Regions from separate parts of the Mus musculus genome. Here region 2 is linked to region 1. The links are chromatin loops, found by intact Hi-C in ENCODE. Cell type or tissue: heart. All regions are shown on one strand.

What was found. Peaks named below come from ENCODE experiments on the same cell type or tissue, not always from the same donor. Only the 100,000 strongest peaks of a DNase experiment are listed, where the experiment ranks them.
Region 2: a loop joins it to region 1, with 4 times the contacts of the local background. A loop is called at or near these places in 5 of 42 quality-filtered maps.

Annotation. Positions count from the first base shown.
Region 1 is chr9:57,906,586-57,914,585 of GRCm38, reverse strand. It overlaps Ubl7 (ubiquitin-like 7 (bone marrow stromal cell-derived)), which reads right to left and starts at 3,600. Exons shown (of 11, transcript NM_001122873.1): 1 at 3,527-3,600; 2 at 1,736-1,948; 3 at 1-32. The coding sequence starts at 1,919. In heart, a CTCF peak has its summit at 3,595; a DNase peak (open chromatin) is centred at 3,625; H3K4me3 peaks cover 2,102 bases; H3K27ac peaks cover 1,633 bases.
Region 2 is chr9:57,833,037-57,841,036 of GRCm38, reverse strand. It overlaps Arid3b (AT rich interactive domain 3B (BRIGHT-like)), which reads left to right and starts at 4,258. Exons shown (of 9, transcript NM_001379353.1): 1 at 4,258-4,355; 2 at 6,805-7,421. The coding sequence starts at 6,876. It also overlaps the pseudogene Gm7547. In heart, a CTCF peak has its summit at 4,059; a DNase peak (open chromatin) is centred at 4,066; H3K4me3 peaks cover 4,970 bases; H3K27ac peaks cover 5,535 bases.

The DNA of each region.
Region 1 (8,000 bases):
ATCTTTTAGCTTCCGGCCACAGTAGATCAAATCTACAAAGAAATCATACAAACAAACAAAAAACCTGCCTATTCATATTTTGTTTCTCAAAGCAATTTGGTTTCTATCCCCTGAGAATCTTATTTTAATTAGACAGCACTCAGGAGATAGGAAGCAACTCACCAGGTAAAGAACACTCACTCTGCAAGCATTACGACCTAAGTTCAAGTCCCCAGCTCCCACATAAAAAGCCAGGCATGGCTGCACACGCCTGTAATACCAGTGGCTGAAGGCAGAGAGCAAGCTGACACCAAGCCCATGCTGTCTAACCCAAACTGGAAGAAGATTCAGATTCAGTGCCAAGGAAATAAGGTGGATGAGATGGGGAAACACCCGACATCCTGCTCTGGTCTCTTCATATGCATGCACGAGTGCATACTTCTGTACACTCACATACATGCGTCACATACATACAAAAAAAGACTTTCTCCCAGGTGTAGTGGCACATATCTATAATCCCAGATATTTGAGGCTAGCCTGAGCAATTTATTAAGATCTTGCTTTAAAATAAAAAAAGTCATATAAATAGGCTTTGGATACAGCTCAGTAGCAGACTAGTTCCCTACCATATACAAGACCCAGGATTTAATCGTCAGCACAATGTGTGTTGGGGACATTAAGAAATACATTTTGCCGGGCGTAGTGGTGCACGCCTTTGATCCCAGCACTTGGGAGGCAGAGGCAGGCGGATTTCTGAGTTTAAGGCCAGCCTGGTCTACAAAGTGAGTTCCAGGACAGCCAGGGCTATACAGAGAAACCCTGTCTCGAAAAAAACAATAAATAAATAAATAAACCAAATAAATAAATAAATAAATAAATAAAAGACATTTTGACTAGGTGTGCTGGCACACACTTTTTATCCCAGCACTCAATAAGCAGAGATAAGTGGTGAGTTTGGGCCAGCCAGGGCTACAAAGTGAGACCCTGTCTTGAAACAAACAAAACCCCAACATTTTAAACAACTTTATCAAGTACAAATGCTTATTTAAGAAGTATATGCACAGTACACCTCTAAAGCTCAACCCTGTAGAGAGTAGTGATTCCACATAAATGTGAAAAATATAACATCAAAAAGGATGGAGCTGCCGGGCAGTGGTGGCACTTGGGATGTAGAGGCAGGCGGATTTCTGAGTTCGAGGCCAGCCTGGACAGAGTGAGTTCCAGGACAGCCAGGACTGCACAGAGAAACCCTGTCTCGAAAAACCGAAAAAAGAGGATGGAGCTGATCACCTGTGATAGGAATGTCTTCACCAGGGAGAACCCTTGGCTAGCGTACATTTCGCTCCTAATCTAATCTGACTGTTCTCTACGAAAGCTCTTCCTTCCTCCACTAGGAGTACATTGCCAACCTCATTTCCTATTTTGCGGCCTTCCCTTTATTCAGCCATCAAGACAAACAAAAACATCCTTCTAATTATCCCTTAAGTCTTAGGTGACAGATTGAGGAGTCTTGTCTCATCTGCAAGTCTTTGCTAATTTTGTTCGATCAGACAAAAGACTTCAACAACATCATAATGAAGAGTCTTAAATAATAACGTAGTTCAGTGTAACATGAGACTAAAGTGACAAACAACAGTTTTGTCATGTTTTATGTTTTCACTCATGTAAAACTTACTCTGGAAGGAGGCAACAAGCCCTTTTACCTCCTGTCCCAGGGGCAAGAGCAGCAACCCAGCTCCTGCCAATGAAGACTCACCGATCAGCTCCGGGTCTGGAACAGATTCCTGGAGCTTGCCAGCAATAAGCTGCTTCAGAAATGAAATGCTATAGCCCCCTAGGGAATATTCTCCCAGTTCTGTCTCTGGCAACTGAAGAATAGATTTTGGAGCAAGTGGCTGGTCAGCCAGCTTCACTGCCAGATGCCAGTCTGAGAGAGACATCCTCTCTCTTTCGCGCTCTCTCTTTCTCCCTGTAAAACAATAAGGCATTAACGGTTAAAAGTCAACCCACCTCCCTACTCATCTCTCCCTGCAACAAGAATAAAGGAAAGATCATTTCAGTGTACTACTGCTAGAGAAACATAGGTGTAGCACTAAGAGGCTAGAACTAGAACCTAGTGTCCCTCCCTTAATTCTTTCTCTGGTGGACTACAAGGGATTTCTCTTATGCCTCAGTTTCTTCACCTTTAAAGTAAACACAAAAGCCGGGCATTGGTGGCACACGCCTTTAATCCCAGCACTTGGGAGGCAGAGGCAGGAGGATTTCTGAGTTCAAGGCCAGCCTGATCTACAAAGTGAGTTCCAGGACAGCCAGGGCTACACAGAGAAACCCTGTCTCAAAAAAACAAAAGAAAAAAAAAAAAAAAGTAAACACAAAAGGCCAATCAGTTGGATAGGAATGTTGTGAGGTTCAAGCAAGATCACCCAACCCTCTCCCTTCTACACACTCATTTCTGGTTTTCTTCTCCAGCTTTTGATTTAGCTATAACAACACTTTAAGGAGGGCCCTTGTCTCTCTTGCCTGCCCTTATCAGAGATCTATAGCACCACCCAATGTCTTATTGTTAAAACACAGATCTAACAAACTTAACTGCTTAGAAGGCCCCCATTAATCCCAAAGCACTTCTATGAACAGGTGGGTGTTAACTCCACAGCCAGATTACAAACCCATTTATTCTGACGCCTACCAGCTTTCTTCAATAGACCCAGCCCTGCCCCTTTATAACAACACACGTAAGTATACTTCATAACAAAGTTGTCCCCTATATGTAACTCTGCTCACCTCCTGTCTTTGCATATAAGTTCTCTTCCCTTTTTGGCCTCTTAGCAAACTCCTACCAAGACCCACACAAACACATCGGTTCCATGCTCTCTTCTTGGTCACACATTCCCTGTTCCCTCAAGGCAAAAGAGCAACACAAATCAATAGATTTGAGGACAAGTCAGCCAGCTTCATTACCAGATGCCAGACTTAGAAAGCTACCTTCTCTTTGCTGCTTTTTCCCTTGTACAACTTATTTACTTCTCAACTTCTCATTGCGTCCCTCATATTTGTGAAACCCCCCCCATTCTTGAAAGCCAAGACTAGAGCTTTTCTAACACAGTCCCCAGCCTGACATATATGAATGCCCACAAAATAAATCTAAAAATTCAAAGGGTGCAAGAGCCTTGTACCGCAAGACCAGTCCTTGTTACAGACACTATTTCTGCCAAAGAGGTCTCTTGCAGTAAAGACAAGGCTAAGAAAAAACTGTGGTGCGACCCAGCGGACTTCAAGGTACTATCCACCTTTAGGTTTAAAGCGAGAAAGGAGGTTTTTGTATACCGATTTCAATCCTCACAACTGTCTCCTGAAACTGGCATCATTGTCCTTATTTTACAGATCAGGAATAAAGACTCAGAAAGCTGAAGTCTCTTGGCCCAAGGTCACAGATACCTAGTCGTGAGTAGGGACAATGTTGACAACCCCACCTCTCTCGTGGGACCAGTTAGCTACTCCGGACCCACGAGAGCCCCGCGCGCCCAGGGAGGGGGCCCAGCGCCCTCACCCGTCCCGCGGAAGGAACCCGGCCGCAGCGAGCCGCCGGTGTAAACACTCACTCTGGTCCTCTTGCCGGAAACCGGAAGCTCCGCGCTGCATTCTGGGGACTATAGTTTTCACTGAGACCCAGCCCCTTATAAATGGCCGTCCAGCAGCTAGTGGCAATGCTTCCGGGTCCTAGGAGGCGTGAGTGCGAGCACGAGCAGTTTGAGGTCCTAGAAGCCAGTAGGTTGTAGCTTTCTGTCAGACACAATTGTACCACCACCTGAGGTAGGGAGACTCAGTGTGGAATTTTCGAAAGCAGCCAATAGCCCGATGATTCCCGCGCTCTCCAGGGATATATGTGAAGCCTGTTGGTTGTCCCGGGTTTGGAGGAGTCCTAGGCCGGAGGGCGAGCCTTCTCCGAGGGGGACGGGTTCCTAAGTGGACAGGCGCCCCGCGGCCCTTCCGATGAAGACGCAGTTCTCCCACGTAGCCAGCCTCTTGTGCTTCTTGCTCCTTTCTCCCAGGAAACCTGCCTTGTGGCAGCGCACCAGGGCGCTAAAAGTTGAGTCCGTAAGGGGAGTGATTAAGTCGGGTTTCTGGCCCACCGCGAACATGCAACAATGGGGTTTATAACACAGTCATTCGTAGAATCAGTTTGGGGAGGGGAATTTCCACTGAACTTTCGTGGAGACACTGCCTGTTTTAGATGGCTGAGAAACTAATGCACAATCAAATTGGATTGAGTTTACACAAAAGTTAGAGTTAGCTAAACTCAAGAGAGAAGTGATTTTTCTCAGAAAGTTCCACAATTAAGGAAAACAATAACCAAAAACAACCAACTTTAAAACTGTGAAGCTGAGGGACGGGTGAGATGGCTCAGCAGGTAAAAGCACTTGCATTCAAACCTGAGGACCTCCCCGGGAACAAATGGTGAAAGGATTGAACTGACTCCCCAAAACTGACCACACACACACACTAATAAAAAAATGTAATTTTAAAAGATAAAGTTCAGGCTGGAGAGAAGGCTCAGCAGTTAAGAGCACTGAGTGCTCTTCCAGAGGTCCTGAGTTCAATTTCCAGCAACCAAGTGGTGACTCACAGCCATCTATAATGGGATCCGGTGCCCTCTTCTGGTGTGTCTGAAGACAGTGACAGTGTATAAAATACATAAATAAATCTTTTTTTTAAAAAAAGTTCATAATAGCTACTGTGTACACAAGTGTAAAAGTTGTATTCTTGCCGGGCGTGGTGGCGCACGCCTTTAAGCCCAGCACTCAGGAGGCAGAGTCAGGCAGATTTCTGAGTTTGAGGCCAGCCTGGTCTACATAGTGAGTTCCAGGACAGCCAGGGCTACACAGAGAAACCCTGTCTCGAAAAACAAAACAAAACAAAAGTTGTATTCTTGTACAGTCCACTCTAGGACAGAACTCGGGTAGTAACTGAGTACAATAGCTTAACAGAGAAAAAGCAAACTACACATACATAATTAACCCTCCTGGTCTTATAAAATATGCATGCTGCTAGAGAGTTTCACGGTGCCCAAAGTCCTTCTTCCCTATCCTGTCCATTTTTAAATACAGCCCCTCTTTCAGGAATTAAGTGGCCATCCTCTTAACCAATTTTCTATCTACTAAAGTACTGACACTTAAACACACTTTATTTCATTAAATTTTGTTTAGTACTGTGTCTTAACTGTTTGCCGGAGATGTCAGAAATTCTGTCTCTTTTTGTGTTCTCAAAATGGAGCTGAATGCTCAGGAGATTCTTTTGTTTGTTGTCATCATAATTTTCATGAAAAAATGGCCCTTAACTGCCTTGCTTACCTTCCACTGTTGATCTTTACCTGAAACATAGCAGGTTAGCAATAAGAATGTCTTGAATGGGGGCTGGAGAGAGCTCAGCGGCTAAGAGCAGTGACTGTTCTTCTGGAGGTCCTGAGTTCAAATTCCAGCAACCACATGGTGGCTCATAACCATCCGTAACAAGACCGGATTCCCTCTTCTGGTGTCTGAAGACAGCTACAGTGTATTTACATACAATAAATAAAATAAATCTTTAAAAAAAAAGGAATGTCTTGAATGAATGATCCAGGCCAAAGCTATTTATCAAATATGACTGTCTTATTGTATGCCTTTTGTTCTCCAGAGAGGAGAGAGGAGATTTCAATTGATGATGTTGCAAATGGGCAAATTAATGAAGGAATCAACCAAACAGGTTCTGTGTAAACCCAGTTAGCGAGTAAGTACCGTGCTCCCAAGCAAAGGTCAGGGCCTAGAAAAAGAAGCCTGGACACAAGACAAAGTTAGACGTCTGGCAAGAAGGAAAGAGGCCAAAACCAGGTCCTTCAGCCAGTTCTTATTTGGAAACACTGATATCCTTGTCAGCTCTAAGAACGTGCTGATGAGCATTCACTAAATGTTCAAGAGATCATTTGGTCTAATCAAGAATTCTATTGAGAAACAAATTGTAAGAATGGACATTTAAATTTTTATTAGTAGTATTCTGGGGGAGTGCATGAATGCCACGGCAATGGGTGTAGGTGGGTGTGTGCCATGATAAAAGTGTAGAGTCAGGTGACTGCCTCCTGGGATTGACCCTCGAGTTTCCATCTTGTTTGAATCGGTTCTCTTCAATGCCATGTAAAGCAGGCTAGATGGCCCCAGAGCTTCTGTACAGTCTCCTGTTTGAGCTTCCCATCCCCTGGCAGGGGTGTGCTGGGATCACACTACTGCCTCTCTGCCTTTCCTGTGGGTTCTGGAAATCTAAAATTCAGGTAGTCAAGCTTTTGTAGAAAGCAAGTGCCTTTACCCAGCTCAACACTTTTAAAATGGTGTTTAACAAACCTTATACAAATATGAGGATTTCTGAGTCTCACAAGAAAGTAAATGAAACTCATCTGTAACAGCTCCTACTGCAGACACAAATGGTGGAGCTGGAGAAACGAGGCAGTGGTTAAGAGCACTTTTTTGAGTGTTCTTTCTTTTTTGAGAAGATGGATTTTTCTGCTCTTTACAAAAAATTATTTATGTATATGAGTACACTGTCACTCTCTTCAGACACACCAGAAGAGAACATCAGATCTCATTACAGATAGTTGTGAGCTACCATGTGGTTGCTGGGAATTGAACTCAGGACCTTTAGAAGTACAGTCAGTGGCTCTTAACCGCTGAGCCATCTCTCCAGCCCCGCTCTCTCTTTTTTTAAACAGTCCATTATTTCTATGAATATTTTTGTTTGTGGCACTTCTTTCAATGATATGGGTGTTGCTAGTGCTGTCCCAGTGGACTGGATTTGTCAAGATCAATGGGACAAACTGTGCCTATCCCTGGAAGGTATTAGGAAGGTTTGACCTCAAACTTATGCAAAATGCAGGCTTGAGGTTTCACATTTTAAGGGAAGAGCCTTGTCACACAGGGGCTCTTTCCAGATCCCTCTCCTCAAAGCCAAGCAGAGAGAGCTTTCCTTCTTTTCTTGTATACATAGTTATTGTTTTAATAATCTAGCCTTCCAGATTACTAAATACTAGCAAATACTTTAAGGGTTTCCACTTCGTGCTGAGATGATCAGTTTCAACCTCTATGAGGCCCCAGGACCCCAAACCAAAAACTCCCGAGCAAGATGTCCAGAAGCACAGGTCTTCACGGGAGGTTCTCATCAGTTCAACCTCGATGAGCCTTTCAGTTCCTCTTTTCTCATTGGCATCTGAGGATTTCCTTGTTTTCCTATAAGTACAGCTGTGTGACTTTTTATGTATGTGAGTACACTGTCACTCTCTTCAGACAGTGAATGTATTTATGTAACATTGTGGGTTTTTCCATTTCTTTGTTATGTGTATCCGTGTTCTGTCCTCATGCATGTCTTTGCACCGCATGCTTACCTGGTGCCTTGGAGGGCTGAAGAAGACAACAGCTCTCTTGGGACTGGAGTTACATAGGGTTGGAAGCCACCTATGGATGCTGGAATTAAACGTGGGTCTTCTGGAAGAGCAGCCAGTGCTCTTAACTGCTGAGCCATCTCTCCAGCCCAAATACCTTTTTTCTTTTTAAGAATAATTACAAAAAATTTTATGCATGTGAATGTTTTTACCTGTCTGTATGTCTGTAAATCACATGCATGCGGTGCTGGAGGAAGCCAGAAAAGGGCACCTGATCCTCTGGGACTAAGGTTACAGATGATTGTTAGCTGCCGTACTGGTGCTGGGAGTTGAACCTGAGTCCCAGAAAGAGCTCTTAACCACTGAGCCATTTCTCCAGCCCCCAATCAACGTACCTTTCAAGTAGGCCTTGATATCTGGTAACACAAATTCTTGCCAACTTTCTTTTGTTCTAAGTTGGGCAAGGCTATTTCTTACTAACAGATGATAATTGTTACTTTTTTTAACGCTCCTAAAATATATATGAACTATATTTTTGAACTAACCATGCATGAGCAATATATCCAACTAAATATATGCAGTCAACAAAGTTTAAACTGCACATTTGTTTGGTAATCTACAT
Region 2 (8,000 bases), 74 kb after region 1:
GCACTCTGGTTACAGGCACACACACTGCCCAGCTTTCCCCCACCCCCATGGGTTCTGGAAATGGAACTAAGGTTCTGCTTGTGTACTGAGCACTTTAAAGACTTAGCTATTTTTCCAGCACCCTGTGTATTTTCTTTGTGGCTTGTTGTTTTTGTTTTTGTGGTTTTTGGTTTTTCAGGACAGGGTTTCTCAGCGCTGGCTGTCCTGGAACTCACTCTGTAGACCAGGCTTTTATCAAACTCACAGAGATTTACCTGCCTCTTCCTCCTGAGGGCTGGGATTAAAAGCATGGGCCAACACATAAACAGCCTGGCAGTCGGTTGTTTTTTTAATGAAGCACCCAGCCTCGGTTATTCTGTTATAGTATAGACAGAGTAAGAGGCTGGAAATAAAGCTTAGAAGCAAAGTGTCTGCCTAGCAAGTACGAGGCCTGAGGTTCAATCCCCAAGAGAAGACAAAAGAAAACAAAACAAAATATACTAAGAAAGTAGGTGAAACACTACTTTGCTTGAATATTGAAAGATCCAATATTGCAAGAGGCCAATGGGAGATTTCTGAGAACTAAGAAGAGAAACTTAAGACTATATAAAAAACATTTTGCTTTGAAGAAGGAGGAGGAGAAAGAGAAGGAGAAAACAAAACAAGCTTCAGACTGGAGATGGCTTGATGGGCTATGCGAGCATGAGGCCTGGAGTCCAAATTCACAAAACCTCAGTGCTATGGCCGGGCAGAAGCAGGAGGATCTCTGGGGCTTGCTGGCCACCAGCCTAATTCCAGATTCCGAGAAAGACCCTGTCTCAAGGCTTTAAGGCAGAGAAGGATAAAACAGCACACCCGAGGTCCTCTTTCTGGCCTCCGTGCATACAATACCCCCTCACACAAATCAAAATTAAAAACTCTAACAACTAAAACGGTTTCCTTTTTGCTACCCCCTTTTACTCACCCCTAAATTTTTCTACTTCCAACAGTTTAATTTTGTGACTGACTTGTTTCACTCAACAAAATGTCTTTATTATATTGTAATAGTCTAATTCCAAGTTGATATATATATATATATATATATATATATATATCTCAATTCGGCATTCCTTTTTTTTTTTTTTTTTTTGCTAATCATAGATCTGATAACGTCCCCCAGGTGCATGGTAGCATGGTACAATTCTACCAGTTAGTTAGATGGGCTCCAAATCTGCTATCTTTCCTGACTCTCCCCTGACCTAGGCAACCAGAATACCAGCAAATCCTGGCAGCTTCACCTTCAAAATAGACCTGACCACTTCTCACCACCTCCAATGACATCTTTGACTTCAAGACCCCACCATCTTCCTTCAGGATTATTGCTTTTATTTTTCTCTCTCTAGCCTTATACTCTACTCTCTGTGCCACAGCGATAATTGTTCTTTTAGAGACTGAAATAAGATCAAGTGACCTTCTGGCTCAAAACTTTCCATTGGTGTTAGCAGAGACTGGCAAAATTGTTTTTATAGTCTACAGTAGTCTGCATGGTTGAGTCCCTGGCTACTTCCTTATGAACTCTCTCTACTATTTACCTCTCATTCAGCCATAAACGTTTGTTTGCTAAGAGTTTATGTTTCCTTGTTATTCTTAGTCTCTCCCTTCCTATTAACCTGTCAAATGTGTTCTTACCTCAGAGCATTCAAATATGCTGTCTCCTCTTCTCAAACATTCTTTCTTTAAATATCCACTAGATGTGGCTCACCCCTATCATGTCAGCCCCATTTCGGTTTAAGAGCTCCTTATCAATGAGTTCTTCTCCAGCATCTAAAAATAGAAGTTGCCTGACACCATTGTTTAATCTTTAGCCTGCTCTGTTCTGCATAGCACTTATCTGACACTATGTATTTTGCTTTCTCTCTCCAGAACCAGTAAAGATCACTGAAGGCAGGAAATGAGTTTTGTCTACTGATCAACAAATACTCAACTGAGGACCTGACCAGGGAAGTTGGTATTTTTGATTGCCTAATTTATAAAACGGAAAGACAGAATGGGAACACATCAGAGTAGATTTCTAGATTTCACGGTATTTTACATTTTCTGTACTTATATGGTAAGATGAGCAGGGGAAGTGGTGTGTGAATACAGAGTCAGAGATTCATAGAGATAGTGAGTAGAATAAACGTTGAAGCCACTGCTTAGAATTCATTTTAAATGGACAATTTGATCTCAATCTGTTCAACCAGATAATTTTCTATGACAAGATACAAGAATGAAAATTATGTAAGTCTCTTCAGGGGAACGTTAGGGTGGGATTGAAAGACTGGGGTTGGAATGATGTGCCATTAAATCCTGGATGAGAAAGAAGGAGAGGAGGTTAATATGCAAGAGATAAGGCAGCGGCTTTCAGCAGATTGGAGTTTCTGATAAAGTTGAGGAAGAGTTATGTTACATCTCTAGAGCAAGGAGGGAGGAAACAGTGCCCTCACACAAACTAAAAAAAGGTAATTAAAACCATATAAGCCGGGCGATGATGGCGCGCGCCTTTAATCCCAGCACTTGGGAGGCAGAGGCAGGCAGATTTCTGAGTTCGAGGCCAGCCTGGTTTACAAAGTGAGTTCCAGGACAGCCAGGGCTATACAGAGAAACCCTGTCTTGAAAAATCAAAAATAAATAAATAAATAAATAAATAAAATAAAACCATATAAAAGTCGGCTGCTGCAGCCATCTTCCAGTAATTGGCCAAAATGACGAACACAAAGGGAAAGAGGAGAGGCACCCAGTATAAATGTTCTCTAGGCCTTTTAGGAAACATGGCGTTGTTCCTTTGGCCACGTACATGCGAATCTACAAGAAGGGTGATATTGTAGACATTAAGGGAATGGGCACTGTTCAAAAAAGAATGCCCCATAAGTGCTACCATGGCAAACCCGGAAGAGTCTACAATGTCACCCAGCATGCTGTGGGCATCATTGTAAATAAGCAAGTTAAGGGCAAAATTCTGGCCAAGAGGATCAATGTGCGGATTGAGCACATCAAGCACTCGAAGAGCAGGGACAGCTTCCTGAAGCGGGTGAAGGAGAACGATCAGAAGAAGGAAGCCAAGGAGAAGGGCACCCGGGTGCAGCTGAAGCGCCAGCCTGCGTCAACCAGAGAAGCACACTTTGTGAGGACTAACGGAAACTGCTGGAGCCCATTCCATATGAATTCATGGCCTAGTGGACAAAAAAGAAATAAGGGACCAGGACTGCAACAAAACAAAACAAACAACAACAACAACAAACCATAAAAGTTTTCATCAGGAACTGAGATGGATTAGTGAGTTAAGAGCGTGGCGCCAAAGAATAAGGGTCTAAATTTGGATATCCAACGCCTCAGTAAAAAGCCAGGTGTGGTGCACACCTGCAATCCTAGCATTTCAGAAGTAAAGACAGGATTCCTGGAGCTTGATGGTCAACTACTTTTGCTAAATAGGTGAGCTACCTTCTAACAAGAAAGAAAAGAGGGGAAGGGAAGGAAGAAGGGAAGGGACAAGAAAAGCCAGTGGCAATAAGTTCTAGGTTTTGGCTGGGATTGTTTTAAGACCCAAAACTAAGCGAGCCATAGACTCTGGATCAAGGATGATGGTCAGTTGGGAGAAAGGTAAAACAAGGAGGTGCATGCATAAATTCACAGAAGTTCCCCAGAGTTAGGAGTCCCAGAAGACAAGGTTTTGTTGTTTTATTGTATAAGCGGTGCCAGGATTCAGCTTCTACCTTTGGAACCTGAAGAAAGAAAACATTAACCCCTGTGACGAGGTGAGGTTGGGGATGGATAGAGGTGGTGTTCCAGAACAGGAAAATTTCAATCCAAAAAGTGAAATTTAGAAAAAAACTAATAAAAGGCTGGAATGCTTCATTAAGACTAGCTGAAAGTTAGCACTCTTTATTCCTTTCTTTCACTTATTACAAACAATTCACAACCACGGCAGCCAGAAACCCGTGTGCTGTAGTCAGTCCTACTCTTTTCAACTCCCCGCGAAAGCACTCACACCGGAACTCCTCTGAGTCCGTGCTCTCCCATTGGCCGAAGCCTCCGCCCGCCTTAAATGGCTTCCGCCCACGGCTTCAACCAGAGGGCGGTCTCTAGGAGTCACTTCCGTCTCGCACTACCCACCCACCCCCACCTCGTTCCCTTTTTAGCTGCTTCCGGCCTCGGGCCCCGCCCCCCACCGTGGGGCCCCGCCCCTACCTGCCCCTCCCCCGCCCCGGGCTGACGGCCGGGCCCCGCAGCACAGCTTCCGGTGCGGGCCCCGCCCCGGCTGTGGCCCCCAGCTGCGGAGGAGTAGCAGGCTCAGCTGCTACGCTGGGGTCTGAGCGGCTGCCTCCTCCCTACCCGCGAGCCCGGAACGCTGCACATAGGTGAGCGGCGCGGGTCGTGGTTCTTTCTGCCGCGGCGGGAGAGGGGCTGTGGCAGGTGGAGGGGACCGAAATGGGAGCCGAGGCAGGTGTGTAGGGGAGACGCGGGCTAGTGAAGCCGGGGTCCGCTGAGAAAAAGTGAGAGCATCGGGAGGAGCCCCGTCCTCCCGGTGTCCAAAGGAGTGGTTTGAGATAAAGAGATGGGAAAGGTAAGGGACCCCCCCCCCCTTTTGGCAACCGCAGAGCGAGCTTAGATGGAGTAATTAGAGAAGAGCCGGGAGATTGGCAAAGGGGGCTTGGTGGAAGTAAAAGTGATAGGGCTCCATTGGGTGGGAGGTAAAGAATGGAAAGAGGGGTCGAAGAGGGTCGGGGACAGAGCTGGAAACGAAGGTAAGGGAAATGGTCACCAAGGCCGGGCTCAAGCGGCAAGCAGTCCGTTGCTCTCGGTTTGGAGGTCCGGGAAGTTTAAAAAACCCGAGCGAGGGATGGAGAGATGAAGTTAGATTTCGGAGACGTAAATTCTCTAGATGTTAGTAGTATTGTTTGAATCCTTGGCTGCTTAGGGATTGGGATGAGATGGACTCTTCGGGAGGATGTGCCAATTGAGTTGTAAAACGGAGTCATCTCTGTCTTAATAAAGACGCTATCGGACACCCCTCTCCCTTGCTGAGGAAAGCCTACCGAGAAGATGGTGCCAACCAGAAAAGAAGCAGTTGTACTATGACTGGCAGGAGTTGGTTGAAATATTCCAGTTGTGTTGTTTGACTTTAAAGATTATACGAATATTTCTAAATGACCAGTGAATTGCTTGCTCTTCTTTTGTGTGCGTTTTGTTTTGTCCCCAACGGGGTTTTTATTTTAAAGGAACAATTTTGCCAACTTTCAGGCTTCCCTACAGAATAAGAACTAAAGCAGAAAGAAAGTATTGCTGCAGGCATAACTTATACTTTCCAAACTGCCAGGAGGAGGGACAGGCAGTAAGGGGCCAATTGGAATTGGAATCTTTTATCCGCCTATGAAAGCTACAACCAAGTGCTTCTAAGAAACAAAATGAGATTTGTCTAGCATGGCTCTGGTTGGTTTTTGAACTCCCCGCCTCCCCAGCTTTAAAAATTATACTCTTTAAACGTGTAAAAATTTATATAAATCAAAGCCATTTTTTTTTCTTGTTAGAGATTAGTTCTCCCATGAATTTTTGAAGATGGTAAAAGGTTACATTTTCTTATCTTCCAACTCAATCCTAAAACACTGGGACAATGCAAATATCAAGTCCCAACCTGCACAGTGCCGCTTCCCCTTTCATGTGGCAAACAGAAATGCACACCCTGTTGCCAGTCCTCTTCACCCTAAAATTTGCTCTGAGGAAGACTTGTGGGAAACTATAACTTAAGTGAGGTGTGTTGAAGGGGGAACCTGGGAAGGTTAGAGGTGGAAGGGTGTGAAAGGGATTTGTGTTTGGAGACAGATTGGCAAGAATGCAGATAACCCTGCCCCCAGGGTACTTTGGGACTGGAAGCCTTTTCTTCACTGGACTCATAGAATAAATATAGTAGAAGTGAGTCAGAAAGAAAGAGGATGTGAGGAGATTTATTTGTGGTTTATAAAAAAAAAAAAAAGAAACATTAACTTGTTTAGACAATATTGGTACCTGTTTCAAATTAATTAACTTTAAAATCTCCAGAGGAATTCCCCCCCCCCCCCCCGTTTGTTTTTGAGCGAAGCTTGCAATTCGAGACCCGCCCGCACCCTCCTCGCATGTTTCTTTCTTTCATGTTGTTGAAACCGGATTCTTTGGGAGGCTATAATGTCCACTTAGCCTGGTTCAGTCCACTCCACAAGCTGCCCTGCAATTTGATCTGGGAAATTTGTGAAGTTTAAGCCGAGAGCACTTTGCTTGGTCTTGCTTTTTCCATCAGAAGAGTCATCCTGTCTGCCTGCTACTCTGTCTACCCTGAGTAGCAATCTTCTCCAGCAGGTCTGGGAATAGAAGCCATGTTCTTTTCTTTTGCAGCCGGGCCATTCTTTGCCTTCGTTAACTGCAATGTTCATAGTTATTGCCGGTTTCACAGTTCAAACCCCTGTACAGTGCAAGCCTGGTAGTTAAATGTTTGATGATGTAGAGAGTAAGAGAGGAGAACTCAGTTATTAGCAGACTTAAATTTATCTTCTGGGTAAATTTTTCTTTTTCTTTTTTTTTTCTTTTGGAAATGCTTAAATCTGCAGCCACTGAGATTTGCACACACCCCGCTTCCCCTCTTAGCTCCTGTTCTCTTTATAACTTTCCCTCCTCCACCCTCCAACCCATATGAGTTACTCATCCTGAAAGTCAGGGTTAGGAGCATTTAGTGTTCAGAGCTTTATGGGAGAAAAGAAACTCTTTTATACCTGTTTTACATAGTGTTTTCCCCTCCTCTTCCTCCCTTGTGGTTTTGGTTACACACTTAAAATATAGACCCAGTGTGCCTGCTGGGCTGTGCCCAGGTTGAGAGCCATGCCAGTCTGTGGGTGAAGCCTGAGACAGTAATGGAGCCTCTGCAGCAGCAGCAGCAGCAGCAGCAGCAGAAGCAGCCACAGCAGCCTCTGCTACAGATGGATGCCAGAGAGAAGCAGGGACCACAGACGAGAGAATCACAGTTCCTGTATGCCTCAAAACTAGGCACGCAGCCTGCTCTCCTTTCCATCACACCCGGGAGACCTTCTGGTAGTTCTGTTCTGGGTCCCTTAGCCAGAGTTCCACCAGCCACACCGGTGGCTCGAATGTCTGAGCAGAGCAACGTGAACTCCGAGCCTGAGGAGGAGGAAGGAGGCCTGGAAGATGAAGATGGAGATGATGATGTTGCAGAGGTGGCTGAAAAAGAGGCCCAGGCTGCTTCCAAATATTTCCACATGCAAAAAGTAACTCGCCAAGAACCCAGAGCAACACCCATGTCCAGCCTGCTTCCAGTACCCGGACTTTCACCACAGGGACAACAAACTAAAGAAGACCATACCAAAGATGCTTCCAAGGCCCCGCCCTCTGTGCCCACAGCTGGACAGCCGAGCTGGAGTCTGGATGAGCAGCTTAAGCAGGTCAGTCTTTCTGCTGTGAGAACCCATTTGTTGTACCTGTAGGTCAGCCGCAGAGGGTGTAGGATGGGTGCGAACTGAAACCGTGCCTTCTCAGCCCACATCACTGACCTAGGGATGAAAACAAGAAAGTTTTTCTCAGCATTTGTTTGCTCGAACCGAGGGTGTTGCTCCATGATAGTGTAAGACCCTACATTTAATTTCTAGGACCACAACAAAAAGTTAAGCCATGGTTCTTTTTCATTAAAGTACTAGAGTATATAAGTTACTCGTAATGTAGTTTATTACAATTTTCTGTTAAAGACTCTCCTTTATTTTTTGAAGGAAGAATGAGATAACAACTGTGTTTCATTATAACTCTATGAGAACCAAAGTGGTTAGCTCACACTTGTAATTCCAACATTCAGGAAGTGGAGGAAGAAGAGGCTCACATGAGTTTTAGAGTGAACTCTGTCTCAAAAAGCTGAAGATGATAGCAAGAATAGTAATAGTAATAATAATTTAATAAAATAAAAGCGTTGGGTGTGGTTGTATGCATTTTTAATCTCAGTACTCAGAAGGCAGAGGCAAACAGAGCTCAGT